Linked DNA regions of Homo sapiens: region 2 is linked to region 1. Evidence: read pairs that join two places in POLR2A ChIA-PET (ENCODE). Cell type or tissue: CD4-positive, alpha-beta T cell. All regions are shown on one strand. Each heading gives the region's core, and the rest is flanking DNA. Links, peaks and the distances in the headings are about the cores only.

Region 1 (2,906 bases), core at 124-2,623:
GGGGGACGCCAGTATCGAGGCCCTGGCTAGGGGTCCCTGGTGGATCAGTGAGGTGCCCAAGAGAGCAGCACATGGCTGGAGCAGTGGCACAGTGGGTTCTGACTTACATCTCAGGAGAATCCTGTTGTCTCGGGCAGAGAACAGGAGGACAGGCTGCAGTGCTGGTGGACAGGAAAGTGCAGAATGGGCCACTGCAGAGATGCAGCAGGTGGGCAGGAGGTGAGGGGTCAGATTCTGGGACCACGGGAACTGCTGGTGCGTGGGGTGAAGGAAATGAGAGAAGCCAGCACCCAGGGAGACGCCAGGACCTGTGGCCTGAGAAACTGGGAGTGCAGGGCTATCATCAGCTGGAGTGGGGCGAGGGCAGGCCTATGGGGAAGGAAATGGGGACAAGTGCCTTTTGAATACCTACTGGATGTCCAGGTGGACTTGTTTGTAACTGGACATTGTGAGCCTGACCTGAGGTTCCTGCCCTGAGCCCCCATCCCCGGCCCCCTTGCAGGGTCAGTGAGGCACGAGCACAGGGGTCAGTCCTAGGGACCCAGGCCTGGCCCTCAGGGGTAACTGGTGCCCATGTTGCCCTCAAGGGCTGTCCCCTGGTCTTGGAGAACATTCCCTGAGAGCTGTCCCCTGGCCAAGGGGAAGTGAGGGACACACTAGTGCCTCTCATGATACCTTGGCTGGAGCAGGGGCTTGGAGGGGCAGCCTGGGGCCCTCAGGTTCCTGCTCCCCACCCCATGCATCTCAGCCCTTCACTCCCAGGGAAGCTGCTGCATGCCTTCCCTAGAATCTGTCCCACAGGGGGTGAACTCCCTGCCTGTCACCACTGTTGAAGGATGACTTTTCTTCTCTCCACAAGCCAGGGAATTAATTCATGCCATCTATTTTACTGAGTCGGATCAAAGGTTGTCAAATTCCTTCACCCACTTAATGATCTGTAATATACCCTTCCATTTCCTGACCAGGCTATTAGATAAAATAGAATTCATAATGGCCTCCTGGCAGCATCTGTGCACCTGTGTACATGTGCAGGGTCAGTCAAGAGACCCTAGGATCTGCTCAGCCAGGATGTATCTTTTTTTCCAAGAGATTCTGCAAATCTCAATCCATATGGGGCTTTTAGTGCCAAACATACTCTATGGTCTGTGTGAGGCTGAAAATATATGACTCACGAGTCACCACTGCCCTTGCCCTGTCCGTGGTAGACATTATTAATCAATTACAGGCACTCTTCACCACTGAGCTCAGATGTAGCTCCTTCCACAGCCATCACACATGATACATGTCCTGGCCGGGGCAAGGAAACCTCCTGACCATCCAGATGAGAGACATTAATTGATGCTGCTCACCACACTGTTGTTTCTCCTTTTTTTTATGTGTACGGTGGCCTCTGAGCAGGGGTAATATGAGGTGACCAGGATCCCCCCGCTGAGCCTCCTGCAGGCTGCTTCAGTGGGCACAGCCCATGATCCTACTCCACAGTCAGGAATGAGCACCCCAAACCTGCCAAGCTCCCACCTCACAGGAGGTCTATTGTGTCAGCCTCCTGAGCTCCTAGGCATGAAAGCACCTTGCTGGACAAAGGCAGGGATTGCTAGCAGGCAGCAGCACACAGGCGATCATGGGAAGACCCGGGGCCCTGCCCGATCCACCACACACCCACACACCAGTCATGCTCCATCCTGTCACAATATCAAAGAGGAAGCATCAAGGCTGACAGCCACAGCTGAAAAGAGCTGTGCACAACCGCCACCTTGGTCCCTGTGAGGGGTCTGGTCACTGGCCTGACGGTGACACCTTCTCGGGGTACAGAGTCCCAGACTCCCTGTTGTTCCTGTCTTGGGAGCAGTATTGGCGCTGGCCTCAGGCCACCTGGGCCTCTCCACTCCCTTCTCCCCTAGCAGGCCTCTTGCTCAGAGCTCCTACGAGGTCTCCTCTCCCAGCTCCTCTGAGCTGGGCTGCAGGCTGGGTGTGTAGAGAAGAGCAGAGGAGGCTGGGAGAGCTCCCTGAAGTCACGTTACTGTCTGCTCAGCTCAGAGAGAAGAGCTTCAGAGACAGGGAGGACTGAGTTCAAAGGGAAGCCCTGGGGCTGGAGGTGACCCTACCTGGCTGCCGCAGAGGACTAGCCACATGCCTGCCACATGCCAACCATCGTCCCCTGTCACTGCAGCCTCTGTCATGTCAGCCTTCAGCTCCCTGGAGCAGTGAGGCGGGCTGTCCTCGCCCCTGCCTCGACCTGAGCCTTTTAAGCAAATCAGCAATGTAATTATTGATCTGTAAAAGAAAAGGAATTAATATGGCCGCCCACATCCTTTGTACATAAGAGTATTTAACAATGAACTCTGCTTAAACTTCATAAAAGCCTCTTCAGCAAATCAGCACAGAAGTATCGATCTGGAAGCTGGCCTGTGAATTCCAGCTGACTGCCTCTCCCACTGAAGGACCATTACTTGGTCTTACCGAATCTCCTCTCTCCATTTATGGCTGGGCGCTTCCTCCTGGGACGCTTCTGCTGCCTCTCCACAGGGACTGAGCTGCCCAGTTTTGCTGATCCTCCCTTTTCCTGGAGTCCAGCGTATCGACTGGAGAGAGTACTGGGGAGGTGCTCTTGGTTGGGGCTCTGCAGCCACCCTGGGCCTAACACCCCAGGCTCAGGCCTGCCCTAGAGACCCTTGGTCACCCTGCTTTTCATGGAGCAGAAGCTGGGGTACTCGGTGTGCACCCTCTTGTTCACCCTCCCAAATGGGCATTCTTGCTTCACCTTGCAGGGTCACCCAGATGCTGGGGGCTGGGGCCAGCCTTCCAGCCAATGGCTGAGCGCTTTCCTTCTCAGATATGTGAGTTGGGGCTGGCATCACCCACAATGTAGCAAGCTGGACCCACTGCCACTGAGGCCGTGGGCTCTC
Region 2 (2,906 bases), core at 94-2,593, 440 kb after region 1:
CCTGAATGACCATTTTATAGATGCTGGGAAAAAATTGTATTAAAGACTATGAGTTAGCTGGGCTTGGTGGCTCACGCCTGTAATCCCAGCACTTTGTGAAGCCAAGGCGGGAGCATCGATTGAGCCTAGCAGTTCAAGACCAACCTTGGCGGCATAAGCGAGACCCTGTCTCTACAAAAATTTTAAAATTAGCCAGGTGTGGTGGTGTGCACCTATAATCTTAGCTACTTGGGAAGCTGAGGTGGGAGGATTACTCAGCCTAGGAGGTTGAGGTTACAGTGAGCTGGGATCACACCACTGCCCTTCAGCCTGGGTGACAGAGCAGGACCCCGTCTCTTAAAAAAAAAAAAAAAAGTGGTGGACTTTGTTATCCTTATGCATATGACTCATCAATATATCTGTATTTCCATATAGAAAGAACACTTAGACCGGGCACAGTGACTCACGCCTGTAATCCCAGCACTTTGGGAGGCCAAGGCTGGCGGATCACTTGAGGCCAGGAGTTCCAGACCAGCCTGGCTAACATGGCAAAACCCTGTCTCTACTAAAAAATACAAAAATTAGCCTGGTATGGTGGCACACGCCTGTAATCCCTGCTACTCCGGAGGCTGAGGAATGAGAATAGTTTGAACCTGGGAGGTGGAGGTGGCAGTGAATCAAGATTGCTTCACTGCACTCCAGCCTGGGCGACAGAGTGAGACTCCATTTCAAGAAATAGATAACTAAATAAATAAAATAAAAGAGAACACTTAGAAAGGAACATGCTATAGCAAACTAAAATTATAGATGTCAAAAATTTAATCTGGATTACCCAGCATCTCCTATAAGAAACAAAGGGGCCCTCTCCCTCTCCCTCTCCCTCTCCCTCTCCCTCTCCCTCCCCCTCCCTCTCCCTCTCCCTCTCCCTCTCCCTCTGATGCCGAGCCAAGGCTGGACGGTACTGCTGCCATCTCGGCTCACTGCAACCTCCCTGCCTGATTCTCCTGCCTCAGCCTGCCGAGTGCCTGCGATTGCAGGCGCGCACCGCCACGCCTGACTGGTTTTCGTTTTTTTTTGGTGGAGACGGGGTTTCGCTGTGTTGGCCGGGCTGGTCTCCAGCTCCTAGCCGCGAGTGATCCGCCAGCCTCGGCCTCCCGAGGTGCCGGGATTGCAGATGGAGTCTCGTTCACTCAGTGCTCAATGGTGCCCAGGCTGGAGTGCAGTGGCGTGATCTCGGCTCGCTGCAACCACCTCCCAGCCGCCTGCCTTGGCCTCCCGGAGAGCCGAGATTGCAGCCTCTGCCCGGCCGCCACCCCGTCTGGGAAGTGAGGAGCGTCTCTGCTTGGCCACCCATCGTCTGGGATGTGAGGAGCCCCTCTGCCTGGCTGCCCAGTCTGGCATCCAGGCAGACTGGATTAGGCAGTGGTTAAGAGTCATCACCACTCCCTAATCTTAAGTACCCAGGGACACAAACACTGCGGAAGGCCAAGGCCGCAGGGTCCTCTGCCTAGGAAAACCAGAGACCTTTGTTCACTTGTTTATCTGCTGACCTTCCCTCCACTATTGTCCTATGACCCTGCCAAATCCCCCTCTGCGAGAAACACCCAAGAATGATCAATAAAAAAAAAATAAATTAATTAAAAAAAAAAATTTAATCTGTTATTTGTTACTGGAATATGTTCATTCTTGCACTTGGGACTAGAGTTAAGAGTATTTTAGAAATTGCAAACCAAATAATGAAGCTCCCATGTAGATCTGACTCAGAAAAACACAGAACACTGTGCGGAACACCATCCCTTTTCTCACCTTATACCCCTATTCTACCTCCTCCATCCCTGGAAACAAGGCAACAGTCCTCTTTTGTAGTTACACAGTACCTTGCTTTAGACATTCTAACTGCCTTCATCCTCTCAAAACTAGATAATTTAGGTAAGACTTAAGAAGTTTCAGACTGCTGGCCGGACACGGTGGCTCATGCCTGTAATCCCAGCACTTTGGGAGGCCAAGGTGGGCGGATCACCTGAGGTTGGGAGTTCATAGACCAGCCTGACCAACATGGAGAAACCCTGTCTCTACTGAAAATACAAAAATTAGCTGGGCGTAGGAAATGTATATATTTCCATAAAGTATTGAGTCTTCTGTTTAATCACATCAGTAGGAATCTAAAAGCAATTTTGGATTTTTTTTTTTTTTTTTGAGATGGAGTCTTGTTCTGTCACCCAGGCTGGTGTGCTATGGTGCAATCTCAGCTCACTGCAACCTCCGCCTCCCGGGTTCAAGTGATTCTCCTGCCTCAGCCTCGTGAGTAGCTGGGACTACAGGTGCGTGCCATCACGCCCAGCTAATTTTTGTATTTTCAGTAGGGATGGGGTTTCACCATGTTGGCCAGGATGGTCTTTATCTCTTGACCTCACGATCCGCCTGCCTTGGCCTCCCAAAGTGCTGGGATTACAGACATGAGCACCGCACCTGGCTAATTTTGGAATTTTTTACAAAAAAACTAGATTTTGTTTCTGCTGCCACAAATATTAATTATTCCTACTCAAAAGCCTGGCAGCTGTCTGCCCACTGCTGTGTAGAACATATTTATGTGATCACTACTTCGCATGGTAACTCTGAGAGATGGGTGGTTTTATCTCTCGGAGGGACTTGTCCAATGTCATAGAAATACATTATACAGCCAGACTTGATTGTACAAGGCCCAGATATGCATGGATTTCGCTTACCATGGTTTTGTTAAGTAACATCAGTCTCCCAACAACAGGGTTCAAATATCAGTTACTACAGTATGTTAAGTATGAGCAATTACATAAAATATAAACTTCGTTGCCAGCTCGTCAGTGCACAAAGCACTGTGAATAACAAATGTACATGATCAGTGACAAGTTGCGTAATTTCTTTGAAAGTCTGTTATTTCGTTCACTCAT

Evidence for each region. ChIA-PET counts read pairs that join two places held together with the same protein. Peaks named below come from ENCODE experiments on the same cell type or tissue, not always from the same donor. Only the 100,000 strongest peaks of a DNase experiment are listed, where the experiment ranks them.
Region 2: POLR2A ChIA-PET joins it to region 1 with 10 read pairs; 2 of 35 experiments call an interaction of 5 or more read pairs at or near these places.

Annotation. Positions count from the first base shown.
Region 1 is chr10:42,985,612-42,988,517 of GRCh38, forward strand. No RefSeq gene overlaps it. Among named protein-coding and RNA genes, the nearest start is that of LINC01264, 5.6 kb to the left of the region's middle. RefSeq lists an enhancer at 2,054-2,699. In CD4-positive, alpha-beta T cell, for the core only: no CTCF peak of the experiment used is centred there; no DNase peak of the experiment used is centred there.
Region 2 is chr10:43,421,762-43,424,667 of GRCh38, forward strand. It overlaps LINC02916 (long intergenic non-protein coding RNA 2916), which reads left to right. Exons shown (of 2, transcript NR_186397.1): 2 at 1-1,641. Among named protein-coding and RNA genes, the nearest start is that of LINC02916, 2.6 kb to the left of the region's middle. In CD4-positive, alpha-beta T cell, for the core only: no CTCF peak of the experiment used is centred there; no DNase peak of the experiment used is centred there.